Linked DNA regions of Homo sapiens: region 1 is linked to region 2. Evidence: chromatin contacts called from ENCODE Hi-C data. All regions are on one chromosome and are shown on one strand. The core of a region is the stretch at or near the end of the contact, and the rest is flanking DNA. Distances in the headings are between cores, read along the strand shown.

Evidence for each region. Hi-C counts contacts between places; a loop is a spot of excess contacts on that map. Pooled maps may share reads with other maps.
Region 1: a loop to region 2 is called in a pooled map, with 14 times the contacts of the local background. The contact joins two enhancer-like sites. A Hi-C loop is called at or near these places in 2 of 37 single-sample maps with no recorded cell type and 7 of 50 pooled maps.

Annotation. Positions count from the first base shown.
Region 1 is chr5:75,572,432-75,579,831 of GRCh38, forward strand. It overlaps POLK (DNA polymerase kappa), which reads left to right. Exons shown (of 15, transcript NM_016218.6): 5 at 1,307-1,438; 6 at 4,349-4,502. Among named protein-coding and RNA genes, the nearest start is that of ANKDD1B, 35 kb to the right of the region's middle. Within about 2 kb of position 3,145, at least 4 of the 41 ENCODE cell types and tissues checked have a DNase peak (open chromatin) inside an H3K27ac peak, as active enhancers do.
Region 2 is chr5:76,733,568-76,740,831 of GRCh38, forward strand. It overlaps F2R (coagulation factor II thrombin receptor), which reads left to right. Exons shown (of 2, transcript NM_001992.5): 2 at 1-2,203. Among named protein-coding and RNA genes, the nearest start is that of F2R, 21 kb to the left of the region's middle. RefSeq lists enhancers at 5,353-5,682, 5,783-5,852. Within about 2 kb of position 5,982, at least 15 of the 41 ENCODE cell types and tissues checked have a DNase peak (open chromatin) inside an H3K27ac peak, as active enhancers do.

The DNA.
Region 1 (7,400 bases), core at 1,895-4,394, 1.2 Mb before region 2:
CAAATTCGAAAAGTTTACTATTATACTATACTATTACTTTATATAATGTAACATCTATACTAATTGTACTATACTATTATTTTATGACTATTCTATACAACTTACCATACTATTACTTTCATGTAACATAACTCACTATCATCCAAATTTTGATATTCATTCTATAATAAGTATGCCTTAAAACCAATGAAGTTTAGTTGGTAGAAATATAAGAAAATCTTTTTATTAGCACAGTCTTGCTTATACCTGGTATCACATTATAAATATAGGGATAGTAATGGGAGAGGGTCATGGTATCAAAATACCGTGACAGAATAAGTCAAAACTTGGATTAAAACAGTGGCCTATAATCAGAGAAATGCAAATCAAAACCACAATGAGATACCATCTCACACCAGTTAGAATGGCGATCATTAAAAAGTCAGGAAACAACAGGTGCTGGAGAGGATGTGGAGAAATAGGAACACTTTTACACTGTTGGTAGGACTGTAAACTAGTTCAACCATTGTGGAAGTTAGTGTGGCGATTCCTCAGGGATCTAGAACTAGAAACACCATTTGACCCAGCCATCCCATTACTGGGTATATACCCAAAGGATTATAAATCATGCTGCTGTAAAGACACATGCACACATATGTTTATTGCGGCACTATTCACAATAGCAAAGACTTGGAACCAACCCAAATGTCCAACAATGATAGACTGGATTAAGAAAATGTGGCACATATACACCATGGAATACTATGCAGCCATAAAAAATGATGAGTTCATGTCCTTTTTAGGGACATGGATGAAGCTGGAAACCATCGTTCTCAGCAAACTATTGCAAGGACAAAAAACCAAACACCACATGTTCTCACTCATAGATGAGAATTGAACAACGAGAACACGTGGACACAGGAAGGGGAATATCACACTCTGGGGATTGTTGTGTGGTGGGGGGAAGGGGGAGGGATAGCATTAGGAGATATACCTAATATTAAATGACGAGTTAATGGGTGCAGCACACCAACATGGCACATGTATACATATGTAACTAACTTGCACGTTGTGCACATGTACCTTAAAACTTAAAGTATAATTAAAAAAATATATGATAGAATGATGACCTTGAGTCATTAATAAAAAACAATGCTTAATACATTCTATTTTTGGAAAACAACAAAAACAAAAACAAAAAACTGGCCTATAAATGAAATGTCCTTGAATTGAAAATGCACATATTAATGTGTTTCTTATGAATGCATTGATCAATATGTCCATTTAGGTTTGTGTATTTTTTTCCATGTGGTCAATTTTCTTTCAGTCTACTTCAAATTACCATGCAAGGAGATTTGGTGTTCGTGCAGCCATGCCAGGATTTATTGCTAAGAGGCTGTGCCCACAACTTATAATAGTGCCCCCCAACTTTGACAAATACCGAGCTGTGAGTAAAGAGGTAAGTTAATGTCTCACCCCTACTTTAGGCTTTCACTGAGTTCCTGTCACCTACAGAATCTCAAGTCCAAGTGCCTTAGCACGTAGGATTTGGTCTTAGCTTATCCTTTCAGTTGAGCCTCCTATCACTTCTTCAGCTTGTATATTGAATACTGAGCTGCATATAGCATCCAGAATACATCATTCTTTTTCCCAATTCTTTGCCTTTCCATGCAGTTTTCATTTGCTTAGAAAACTTCCCATTTCCTCAAACTTTGAACTGCCTTAATGATAATATAAAATTAAATTTAGCTATTTTTTCTTAATGTACAATATACATTTTTTCTAGAACCACATTTTATTTATAACTTACAGAATCTACTCATCATTAATTTCAACCTATTGTCTGAATAATTACTTATTAATGTTGTTAAACAGTGACAAAATTCATGTATTTTGATTAGCCTACTTTACTTGCCCCATAATCATTTGCTGTCTAAGAGACTGATAATTGAAAAGGGAGTAATCCATTGCTTCAAAAAGGATCTTTGAAGTAGATTTGATTATTTACTAAAATTGCCAAACTGTCATATGTGAAAACCGCCATTTTTTCTATTTTTTATGACAACTGGTCTATCATGCAGTGCTGGAATTTAATTTTTGAATTAAAATTTTAGACTACTACATCAAATACTTTTAGACTGCTATAGTAAAATGTGTTTAAGACTGCTGCCTGAATGGAAACACTTAAAAAAACTGTGACCTAATACTTATTACTCTTTAGTTATACCAGGGGTCTTTAAATTCACCCCTCTTATTTGTATTCCACCTCATTTTCCCTAGAAGTGACACTATTCCAAGTTTAAACACAGGTTTGTTTGTTTTTTTTCTGTCCAAGGCAGTCTGTGACAGCAAGTGCTTTTTGCATACCTCTGAAAAGGTGGTGGAGGAGAGGGGAGCACACTTACATTTGGTTACTGCTTATCTCTTTCATTGTATTCCTAATTAAAAAGAGATAAAATACTAATCATAAATATAGCCTTTTAAGAAGTTTTAAAAATCCTACAAAAGTTTAGTAAGAAAAGGTATTTTTTAAAGTCGTACTTTAACTCAGCAAAACTTCTGGCAGTATGCCAGTGAAAACCAAAGTGTTTTTAGTTATTTTAGTCTGGTTATTTATGTAAGTCAGAGAACTCTTCAAATTTGAGCCGGATCTAGCTAGTTTATATGCAGATAACAAATGAGTTCTTCTGTGTAAATGAACTGTAGAACAAATTCATCACTGCCTATGGATACATAAATATTCATGACTTGGTTAGAAAATTTAAGAAAAAGCCCTCCCGTTTTTTTTGACACAGGGTCTCACCCCATAGCCCAGGCTGGAGTGCCGTGACTCGATCATACCTCACTATAACCTTAAACTCTTGAGTTAAGCAATCCTCTGGCCTCAGCCTCCTGAGTAGCTAGATTGACAGGCATGCATCACCACACCCACCTAATTTTAAAATTTTTTTGCAGAGATAGGGTTTTCCTATGTTGCTCAGGCTAGGCTTAAACTCCTGGCCTCAAAAAATTATCCTGCCCAGGCCTCCCAAAGTGCTGGGATTACAGGCATGAGCCATCATGCCCAGTTAGCCATTTTTGTTTTATCCAAAATATTGGAGCTTTAAGTGCTTGATTTTTACTGGAACGTCTCTTTTAATTCTTACAGCAATATCCTATGTAAAGGAAGTTAATAAATACTCAACAGTGTCTCTAGGGAGTACTTCTCATTCAGAATCTTAGTTGGCTGCCAGTTACAGACTTCACAGAGTTTCATTTTCATTGGAAAGATTCTATTTGAGCACATTATAACAAGAACAAAGCTAATTAAGGCACTCTCTGAGTAAAACTTGGCCAAGTTTATATCACCATTTTCTAAAATTCCCTTTGACTCAGCTGTTCATAATTATATTAAGCTAAAAACCTTTGTTTTTATAAAAGAAGAAACAGTTTTCTCATGATACAGTAGACAGTTTTAAAAGCTAAATGGAAGCTTAACGTAATTCAGCAAATATGTTTTCTAATATAAATTTTTTTTGAGGCAGGGTCTCACTCTGTCACCCAAGCTGGAAAATATGCATATTATTTTGACAACCATTGCCTCTAATTATAGCTAATACTTAAGTGGTTAGAAAAAAAAGTCATAGTTTTATGTAGTAACACTATGTTATATAAAAGGCATTTCTGAATTAAAAGCCACTATAATTCTAATCTTTATATGTATTTCTTTTATCCTAAGATGTTACTCCAGACTTTTCCCCATCATTTAAGGTAATCATGGAGTACACTATAGATTGTCATTTTTTTCCATTCCAGATCTTAATAAGTAATAGGAAATAGAAAACATTCCTTTTCCTGTATGGATTAATGCATTAATTAATGTTAAGTGGACTTTTATGTGCATGTTATAATTAATTGGAATATTTTCTAAAGCAACATAGTACCTTTATATAAGATTATTCCTTTTTAAAATGAACCAAAAACAATAAATCACAAAAGGCAGGAGGGAATAGAATCCTATCATTCCCACTTCAGCTTCTGACGAGCTACCTAAAACCTTAACCATTTTTTTGTATGGGCCTACCAGATAATGTTTTCTGAGATTTATTTGAATTGCTTATTATAACTAGATATAGGTAGCTAAATAGAGATTGTATCAAATGAAGCTATTTTATGGTCTTCTGCCTTCATGGTCTATTTTAATACAAAAGGAAATTTTGAAAATATTCCCTGGTAGTGGATTATTTATTCCTTAAATCCATGAACTATTGACTGCAGGATTGTTACTGTAGTTGCAAACTAAGAATATTAACATTTCTTATCAGCTACATATGACAGAAGAAGTTTGCTATCACAGCAAAATTTAAACTTTTTTTTGTTTCCTTTGAAGGTTAAGGAAATACTTGCTGATTATGATCCCAATTTTATGGCCATGAGTCTTGATGAAGCCTACTTGAATATAACAAAGCACTTAGAAGAAAGACAAAATTGGCCTGAGGATAAAAGAAGGTATTTCATCAAAATGGGAAGCTCTGTAGAAAATGGTAAGCAACTTATTAAGACTATCAAACCAAGAAGCAGTGAAAAAAAAAAACCCACAACTCTTTGAATTAATCCAATTAATTTATTAGCCTGCATAGGTAGAAGGGATAGATATGTACCTTTATAAAAATGTAAAATCAGAAAATTTTAAAAATACCAGTGGGTTTTCTGAGTTAAACATGTGGAATATCACATATAAACAAAATGTGATTGTTAAATCTCTGAGCTTAAGAGTCTGCAGAGTCCCTGAACAAAGTAATTTTATAGCAGTTATTTTCCTAAGGTCTAACTAACAAAGAGTTTGGATGGCATTGAAGCTGAGGAAGTTGTCTGTTTAAAGCGGCCTTTTCTTGTTGTTAGAAAAGACTAGCCTCAAACATATCAAAACATTGGATGATTCTATTTTTCTTCATTTTCCTAATTTTCTATAATCTAATTATTATAGCAATTATGACTGTTTTTAGCTCTGCCAAAATTAATGACTTCCCACTCCCTTCTTTGCCTTAGACTTTATAATTTCAAGACTCCAGGGTTTTTTTAAAAAAATAATCCCTTTATGACCTATCCAAAAGCAATGCCAAGAAACATGCAGATATTACACATACTGCTTTCAACATTTTGTCAAAGGTATGATTATGTCTGAGATGTCCTGGACCCCTGAACAAAGTTCACCTGGATGAAAAAGTGACACAGAAGGGTTTGCTCACAACCCACAGGAACATTTCATGTGCACCACTCATTGCTTCAGACGGGCCAGGCAGTGCTGGGGAGACCTGTTTGTAACTTTCCCTGAAGCAAAAATGGTAGATCCACAATGACATTAATCTAACTCTCTCACATTATTTGTGACTCACATCATTTGATGCAAGTTTAATATGGGCATCAAATACAACTTCATTACCTTATTTAAAGTGCTAAGGGATAGCTCTCTCTTTTTTTTTATAGGAGCATTAAACAATAATCATCATTTCTCGACACAGGCACAGAGCAAAAGGTTTTCCTTATTTGGTGTAACTTTATTGTTTGAGGATGTGGAACATAAAGCCTGATGTCACTTTGTATAAAATCTTACTTTATTAATTCCTTACTTTCACAAGAGAATGGGGGAAAATCATTAAATAATTATGTCAAAGCATCCCCTGAGGGCCTCCCATAACAATTACTTGCATGATGTGTTTTAAAAGCTTTACATTGGGATTAAAGTAAATGTTTTCATTTTCTACTAATTTTTTTCTTTTTTTTGAGATAGGGTCTCACTGTGTTGCCCAGGCTGGAGTGCAGTGGTGCAGTCTCAGCTCACTGCAACCTCCGCCTCCTGGGTTCAAGCAGTTCTCCTGCCTTAGACTCCCAAGTATCTGGGATTAGAGGCGCGTGCCACCACACCCGACTAATTTTTTGTATTTTTAGTAGAGGTGGGGTTTCACCATGTTGGCCAGGCTGGTCTCAAACTCCTGACCTCAGGTGATCTGCCCGCCTCGGCCTTCCAAAGTGCTGGGATTACAGGCATGAGCCACCACGCCCAGCCTACTAATGTTCTTTTCATTTATTATAATGTCCAAACTCACTATGAATATGTGAATTTTTAATATCTATTGCTTTTAACATATTTACTTGTATATTGCCCTCTTCGTGTATTTTCATATTCTTAAACAATTGGAATAGTTAAACTTTTCTTCTCATGTGTAAATACCTGTGGGCTGGACTTTCAGGCGTGTCTCACCTCACATCATGCCATGGGAAATTGTCAATAGTGCATTGGAACTGTGGAAGGCAATTGATATATCTTCCTCTAAAGTCCAAGACATTGTTTTGCTGTTTCCCCATTTTCTAAAAGGTGTTTGTCTTTGGAAATATATTGCTAACTACCATCTCTACATACAAATAAAATAATAATTTTTTAAATGTTTACTCTCCCATGTAAATCTGGATGGTGAGTGCCAGATAATATAAGAAACTGAAATACCATACACTTTTTAGCACTTGTCTTCCAAATGAAATGCTTTAATCCTAGTGTTACATTCTGATTACCTTAGTTATGGGGATTATAAAGATGTTTCTGTCACAAAGCAAATAAGAAACTACTTCAGCTCTTAGTTACACAGCCAGGCCTCACAAAAAAGTAGAAAGTAGTTCAGATTGAAAAGGTACCTGAACATTCTGCAGCAGCTCTGATAATGTGTGAGAAGGCAGCATTCTTCACTTCCTGCTGTATAGTTCTGCTCTCACAGTGGCTCACCTGAGGGCAGGGTGGTAGAGGCATGAGGTACAAAACATGGCATAAAAAACTCTGCAGAACGGGTTTATGAATGTGGCAGATAACTTACTTGGTTTGCAGTTTTTCTGTAGCTTTCTTTACCGTGACTTCTACCCATCCAGATGGGGAAAAGGGCTCCAGGTAGATACCATTTCAATTGTTTCACAGTCTTTATTTTTTTTTTATTTTTTTTTATTTTTTTGAGATGGAGTCTCACTCTGTCACCAAGGCTGGAGTACAGTGGCACAATCTCAGCTCACTGCAACCTCTGCCTCCTGGGTTGAAGTAATTCTCCTGCCCCAGCCTCCGGAGTAGCTGTGCGCCACCATTCCTGGCTCATTTTTGTATTTTTAGTAGAGATGGGGTTTCACCATGTTAGCCAGGCTGGTCTCGAACTCCTGACCTCAGGTGATCCTCCCACCTCAGCTTCCCAAAGTGCTGGGATTACAGACGTGAGCCACCTTGCCTGGCCTGTTTCCCCTCTGAATTGTTCTACATTTTAAAACCAGCATATTAAAAAATGACAGGAACTGAAGCACATAAATATCAGCTAATGTAAGTTTGAAAATAAGGCTTATTGGCGAGGCAAGGTGGTTCACATTTATAATCCTAGCACTTTAGGAGGCTGAGGTGGGAGGATCAGTTG
Region 2 (7,264 bases), core at 4,732-7,231:
TAGTCCCCACCCAAACTTTATTGATTCACCTCCTAAAACAACAGATGTACGACTTGCATACCTGCTTTTTATGGGAGCTGTCAAGCATGTATTTTTGTCAATTACCAGAAAGATAACAGGACGAGATGACGGTGTTATTCCAAGGGAATATTGCCAATGCTACAGTAATAAATGAATGTCACTTCTGGATATAGCTAGGTGACATATACATACTTACATGTGTGTATATGTAGATGTATGCACACACATATATTATTTGCAGTGCAGTATAGAATAGGCACTTTAAAACACTCTTTCCCCGCACCCCAGCAATTATGAAAATAATCTCTGATTCCCTGATTTAATATGCAAAGTCTAGGTTGGTAGAGTTTAGCCCTGAACATTTCATGGTGTTCATCAACAGTGAGAGACTCCATAGTTTGGGCTTGTACCACTTTTGCAAATAAGTGTATTTTGAAATTGTTTGACGGCAAGGTTTAAGTTATTAAGAGGTAAGACTTAGTACTATCTGTGCGTAGAAGTTCTAGTGTTTTCAATTTTAAACATATCCAAGTTTGAATTCCTAAAATTATGGAAACAGATGAAAAGCCTCTGTTTTGATATGGGTAGTATTTTTTACATTTTACACACTGTACACATAAGCCAAAACTGAGCATAAGTCCTCTAGTGAATGTAGGCTGGCTTTCAGAGTAGGCTATTCCTGAGAGCTGCATGTGTCCGCCCCCGATGGAGGACTCCAGGCAGCAGACACATGCCAGGGCCATGTCAGACACAGATTGGCCAGAAACCTTCCTGCTGAGCCTCACAGCAGTGAGACTGGGGCCACTACATTTGCTCCATCCTCCTGGGATTGGCTGTGAACTGATCATGTTTATGAGAAACTGGCAAAGCAGAATGTGATATCCTAGGAGGTAATGACCATGAAAGACTTCTCTACCCATCTTAAAAACAACGAAAGAAGGCATGGACTTCTGGATGCCCATCCACTGGGTGTAAACACATCTAGTAGTTGTTCTGAAATGTCAGTTCTGATATGGAAGCACCCATTATGCGCTGTGGCCACTCCAATAGGTGCTGAGTGTACAGAGTGGAATAAGACAGAGACCTGCCCTCAAGAGCAAAGTAGATCATGCATAGAGTGTGATGTATGTGTAATAAATATGTTTCACACAAACAAGGCCTGTCAGCTAAAGAAGTTTGAACATTTGGGTTACTATTTCTTGTGGTTATAACTTAATGAAAACAATGCAGTACAGGACATATATTTTTTAAAATAAGTCTGATTTAATTGGGCACTATTTATTTACAAATGTTTTGCTCAATAGATTGCTCAAATCAGGTTTTCTTTTAAGAATCAATCATGTCAGTCTGCTTAGAAATAACAGAAGAAAATAGAATTGACATTGAAATCTAGGAAAATTATTCTATAATTTCCATTTACTTAAGACTTAATGAGACTTTAAAAGCATTTTTTAACCTCCTAAGTATCAAGTATAGAAAATCTTCATGGAATTCACAAAGTAATTTGGAAATTAGGTTGAAACATATCTCTTATCTTACGAAAAAATGGTAGCATTTTAAACAAAATAGAAAGTTGCAAGGCAAATGTTTATTTAAAAGAGCAGGCCAGGCGCGGTGGCTCACGCCTGTAATCCCAGCACTTTGGGAGGCTGAGGCGGGTGGATCACGAGGTCAGGAGATCGAGACCATCCTGGCTAACACGGTGAAACCCGTCTCTACTAAAAATGCAAAAAAAATTAGCCGGGCGTGGTGGCAGGCACCTGTAGTCCCAGCTACTCGGGAGGCTGAGGCAGGAGACTGGCGTGAACCCAGGAGGCGGACCTTGTAGTGAGCCGAGATCGCGCCACTGTGCTCCAGCCTGGGCAACAGAGCAAGACTCCATCTCAAAAAATAAAAATAAATAAAAAATAAAAAAATAAAAGAGCAAACTATTTCCAAATACCATAGAATAACTTACATAAAAGTAATATAACTGTATTGTAAGTAGAAGCTAGCACTGGTTTTATTAATTTAGTGACTATTCATTTTATCTAAATCAGTGAAGATTTACTGTCATTGTTTATTAGTCTGTATATATTAAAATATGATATCATTAATGTACTTACAAAATAGTATGTCACTGTTTTTATGTTCATTCTTAAAAACATAACCTGTATTAATAAATGTGAACATTTGCTTGGTATCTCTTTGGAACAAATTAGTATTATATCTTTCTGGTCCTGGCACACTTTAAGGGTTTAACTGAAGAGCATTTAATGAAGAGGTGATTTACAAAGGTGTAGACAGGGTTAAGGGAACCAACGGGGACTGGTGAAGCACCCCCCAGAGACTAGCAATCAGGGGAAGCCATTACTGCCAAGGCCCAGGTACAGGAGGGAACACACTGACGCCTCTCCCTCACCCTCTGATCTCTTGGGAGGCCTCCCCTTGATCCTAATCTTAACCCAATACCCAGAGTGAAGTAGTCCATAAAGATCAGCTTCCTTTGCCGTGGAGAAGGGATCTGGAAGAACAAATGCAAGGAAAAAATAAAACAAACAGCACCATTTCTGCCAAAGACATTGAGTGATTAGCTCTCTCTCTCTCTCTCAATCCCTTCTTAAGAAAATTTAAGCTTATTGAGAATATATTCAAATTTCTGAGTTATAGACATCATGGGTAGTGTCTGCAGTTCTTCCCTAGTGAGAGAGAAATTAAATGTCAGAGCAGAAAGGAAATCCGTAAAATGGCTGTGCTGTCTTCTCTGGCTGAATGACAGTCCTTTGCTGTCTAGCACTCCCTCAGGCAGAAGGGAGGAGGGGAAATTTAAAGCAAAATGACTAGTACTTCTCAAGGTTGAAAATAAAAAAATTTTTGATAAATTATTTCTAGAGTCATAGTCAATGAAAAAATTATTTCAACTAAACAAGGATTTTGTTAACATACAGAATTTTTATAAGTTAACACACAAGCTTTTTAAGTTTCTAAGGCCTGGACTTTTCACGTGTGTTTCAAGGAATAGATTGAGTTCAAAAAACCTTAAATTTTGCTAACACAAAAATTTTTTTTGTCCAGGCATGGTGGCTCACGCCTATAATGCCAACACTTTGGGAGACTGAGGCCAGAGGATCATTTCAGACCAGGAGGTTGAGACCAGCCTGAGCAACATAGTGAGACGCCATCTCAATTAAAAAATAAATAAATAATTAACCTGGCACGATGGCATGCCTGTGGTCCCAGCTACTCAGGAGGCTGAGGTGGGAGGATCGTCTGAGCCCAAGAGGTTGAGGCTGCAGCGAGCCATGATTGCACCACTGCAGTCCAGCCTGGGCAACAGAGTGAGACCATGTATCCAAAAAAAAAAAATGTTTTTTCCACCAAGCTAAAAATAGCATTTTTAAGGAAATGGAATGCTTGGCTATTGAATATACACTTGGAAAATTTTAGGTTATACTTCTGAATTTAAGAAATTTTAAAAACTGTTTGCCGTTGGCATGTCTTTGAGGAAGTTGAGCTACAGAAGCAAGTGGAAAAGGTTAAGCAGCATTGATGACCAAGCTATTTAAGTTTCTGGGGCCTGGACCATCCATTAGCAGCTTATCTTCAGCCAGGTGCTGTCGTGAAAATTAAGGGGAAAAACAGTTCACCAATGGTAATTTCCTGGCATAATTAGCCTGTTATGTGGCTATGCCTTTTGAAACTACTAGACCAAATGTGTGTGAAGAGTAATTGACCACAGGATAAACCTAATTGTGTTTTGTGAAGGAGGTGTGGTTAAGTGAGCTGCAATGTGAGAAGAGAGGAGAAATTCTCTAATGCAATTATTCTCAGAGTTCCTGAGACTCTCAGGAGATCTGCAAGGTCAAACTCTCTTCAAATACCAAGATATTATTTGCCTTTTTTGGTCTGTTTCTCTCATAAGTGGACAGATGAGTTTTCCAGAAGCTACACAACATGTGAAAGTGCAACAGATTGAATGCAGAAGCAGAGACGAAAATCTGACTGTCTCCTATTACACCAGTCATTAAAGAGATTGCAAAAATGTAAAACAATGCAACTCTCCTCCTTAAATTATTGTTTTGGGAAAAAATTTTGAAAAATATAGTATTTATTTTAACATGTAATGGGCTTATTGTCATTTTTAGCTGAAATAGATATTTTCAAAAGTTCTCCATTTTAATGTCTAATATGGAAAATATCAGTAGATAAAATCATTGGCAGCAGGGTGCAGTAGCTCACACCTGTAATACCAACACTTTGGGAGGCCAAGCCAGGCGGATCACGAGGCCAGGAGTTCGAGACCAGCCTGGGCAACATAGGTAAACCCCATCTCTACTAAAAATAAAAAACTTAGCTGGGTGTGGTGGTGCACATCTGTAATCCCAGCTACTTGGGAGGCTGAGGCACGAGAATCACTTGAGCCTGGGAGGCGAGGGTTACAGTGAGTCAAGATGGCATCACTGCACTCCAGCCTGGACGACAGAGCAGAGCAAGGCTGTCTCAAAAAATGAAAAAGAAAAAAAGTCAGTGATGTGCTGCTAAGCAGGATCTCCACAAAAAGAAAAAAAGCCTGATCTGGCAAACTAGCATTTGCCAATTTTGATGGTGTGAATACTCCCTTCTTTTCCAGTTTCAAGCTCCCAACTGTTTAACAGTTGGCTTGACAAATTTCCTGAATATTGAATTCTTGTGAGCAGGTACAAGTTGACTCCAGCACACCAATGGATGCAACCCACATAAACAAAGGCTCTTTGCTGGTCCTCAATAATTTTAAGTGTATTAAGGTGTTCTGAGCAAAAGAAGTTTGAAAACCACTGCCCTTATCCAAGATGTCCCAACTTTATTGACTTGAAGAAAACAGATAAACTGGTAATTATTATAAAAGCATAAAAGCAAACAGGGGTAAAGAGTTGGCTTAGAGCTGCAGGCACCACTCTGGGTTTCTGGCTGTTTCAGAGCTGAGGGGTTCCAAGTCTTGGAGCAAGAAACTGATTCAACATCCAGGCTCAGTGGCTCACGCCTATTATCCCAGCACTTTGGAAGGCTAAGGCGGATGAATGGTTTGAGCCCAGGAGTTCGAGACCAGCCTAGGCAAAATGGCAAAACCCCGTCTCTACGAAAAATACAAAAATTAGCCGAGCGTGATGGCTCATGCCTGTAGTTCCAGCTACTTGGGAGGCTAAGGTGGGAGGATGGCTTGAGCCTGGGAGGCGGAGGTTGCAATGAGCCAAGATGGTGCCACTACACTTCAGCCTGGGTGACAGAGTGAGACCCTGTCACAAAAAGAAAAGAAAAGATACTGATTCACGTCATCAGGTATGGTGTGGTCCACAGAACAGGAAGCTCTGTGTGAGGTCTGATTTTCAGCCACCTGCTGTGTAAAGGAAAGAGAGAGGTGCTTGCTGAGCAAAGTTTCAGACCAGAAGACCAAGAGACAATTCAGAACAGCAGCAGATTCTACCCATGGTGGCATTCCTGTAAAGTGAAACTCAAGCGCCAAGTTTGTTGTCATGGGGACTGTTGATTGCATGCTAGTCTTATGGAAACACACGGAAAACCAGAGGTCAAATTCAGTAGCATCTCAGAATTCAGATAACACAGCATGTACAGTTTCAACCCAGCAGGCTGTGTGTTTATCACTTCAGGAAATGACTCATAAGCAGTAAGGAGATGAGCTTTGAAAGCTGCATCTGGCCAGGGCACGGTGGCTCACCGCTGTAATCCCAGCACTTTAGTGAGGCCGAGGCGGGTGGATCACCTGAGGTCGGGAGTTTGAGACCAGCCTGGCCAACATGTGAAACCCTGTCTCTACTAAAAATACAAAAATTAGCCAGATGTGGTGGCACACACCTGTAATCCCAGCTACTCAGGAGGCTGAGGCAGGAGAATTGCTTGAACCCAGGAGGCAGAGGTTGCAGTGAGCCGAGATTGTGCCATCCAGCCTGGATGACAAGAGCGAAACTCCATCTCAAAAAAAAAAAAAAGAAAAGAAAGCTGCATCTATAGTAGCCTGCATGGTGGCAGGGCCAGTCTGGCTGTTTTGCCTATCTTAATGACTACATCTGCAGGTCATTTTGGTGTGCTGCTATGCGACCCATCCAAGGAAGTGAAAACACCACGAAGGGTGGGCTGTCCAATACTGAGATGCATTCGTGAGCAAAACCATAATCATTTGATATCTATTTTTGTTGTTTTGTTTCCTATCCTGGGATATCTAGTTGCTCTTGAAACTAGCTGACACATATTTTAAAAAAAACAAGACAAATAATATATTCCCATCCTCCAGAAGCTAACTGGCTTTGGGATTTAATCCTAATACTTAATGTTTAGTTAGGAAGCACAAAATTTGAAGACCTCAGATTTAGAATTTTATCAGCTCTGCCTTGTAACAAGTTTTAGAAACTAAATCAGTTGGCCAGGCCTGGTGGCTCATGCCTGTAATCCTAGCTTTTTGGGAAGCCAAGGCGGGCGGATCACCTGAGGTCAGCAGTTCGAGACCAGGCTGGCCAACATGGTGAAACCCTGTCTCTACTAAAAATACAAAAATTAGTCAGACATGGTGGCACGTGCCTGTAATCCAGCTACCCGGGTGGCTGAGGCAGGAGAATTGCTGGAACCCGGGAGGCAGACGCTGCACTGAGCCGAGATGGCACCACTGCACTCCAGCCTGGGCAACAGAACGAGACTCTGTCTCAAAAAAAAAAAAAAAAGAAAAGAAAGAAAGAAAAGAAAAGAAACTAAATCAGTTCTCAACTCTGGTTGCGCATAGAATCACTGGAGAGCTTCTAAACAATTCCAGTGCCAATCTCTGGGGGCGAGGCCTGGACATTGATATTGTTTTCAAGCTCCTCAGAAGATTCTGATGTGTAAACCAGGGTTGATACTAAGAAAAGAAAAATCCCTCAGCAGTCTGAGCTATGTGAGGTGTGCAAAATTTATTAGGCCCAGAGAGACGGGAGTAGAGGACTTCAGTCACACCCCCGGCACATACCCTCCCCCTACCCACCACCCCCCATGCCTGTGGGCAATTATTTAAAGTCATTTTGTTCCTGGTGGTGTGGTAGCTCATGCCTGTCATCCCAACACTTTGGGAGGCCGAGGCGAGAGGATCCCTTGAGGTCAGGAGTTTGAGACCAGACTGGTCAACATGGTGGAACCCCTACACTCCTAAAAATACAAAAATTAGCCAGGCATGGCAGCATGCTCATGAAATCCCAGCTACTCGGGGGGCTGAGGCAGGAGAATTGTTTGAACCCAGGAGGCC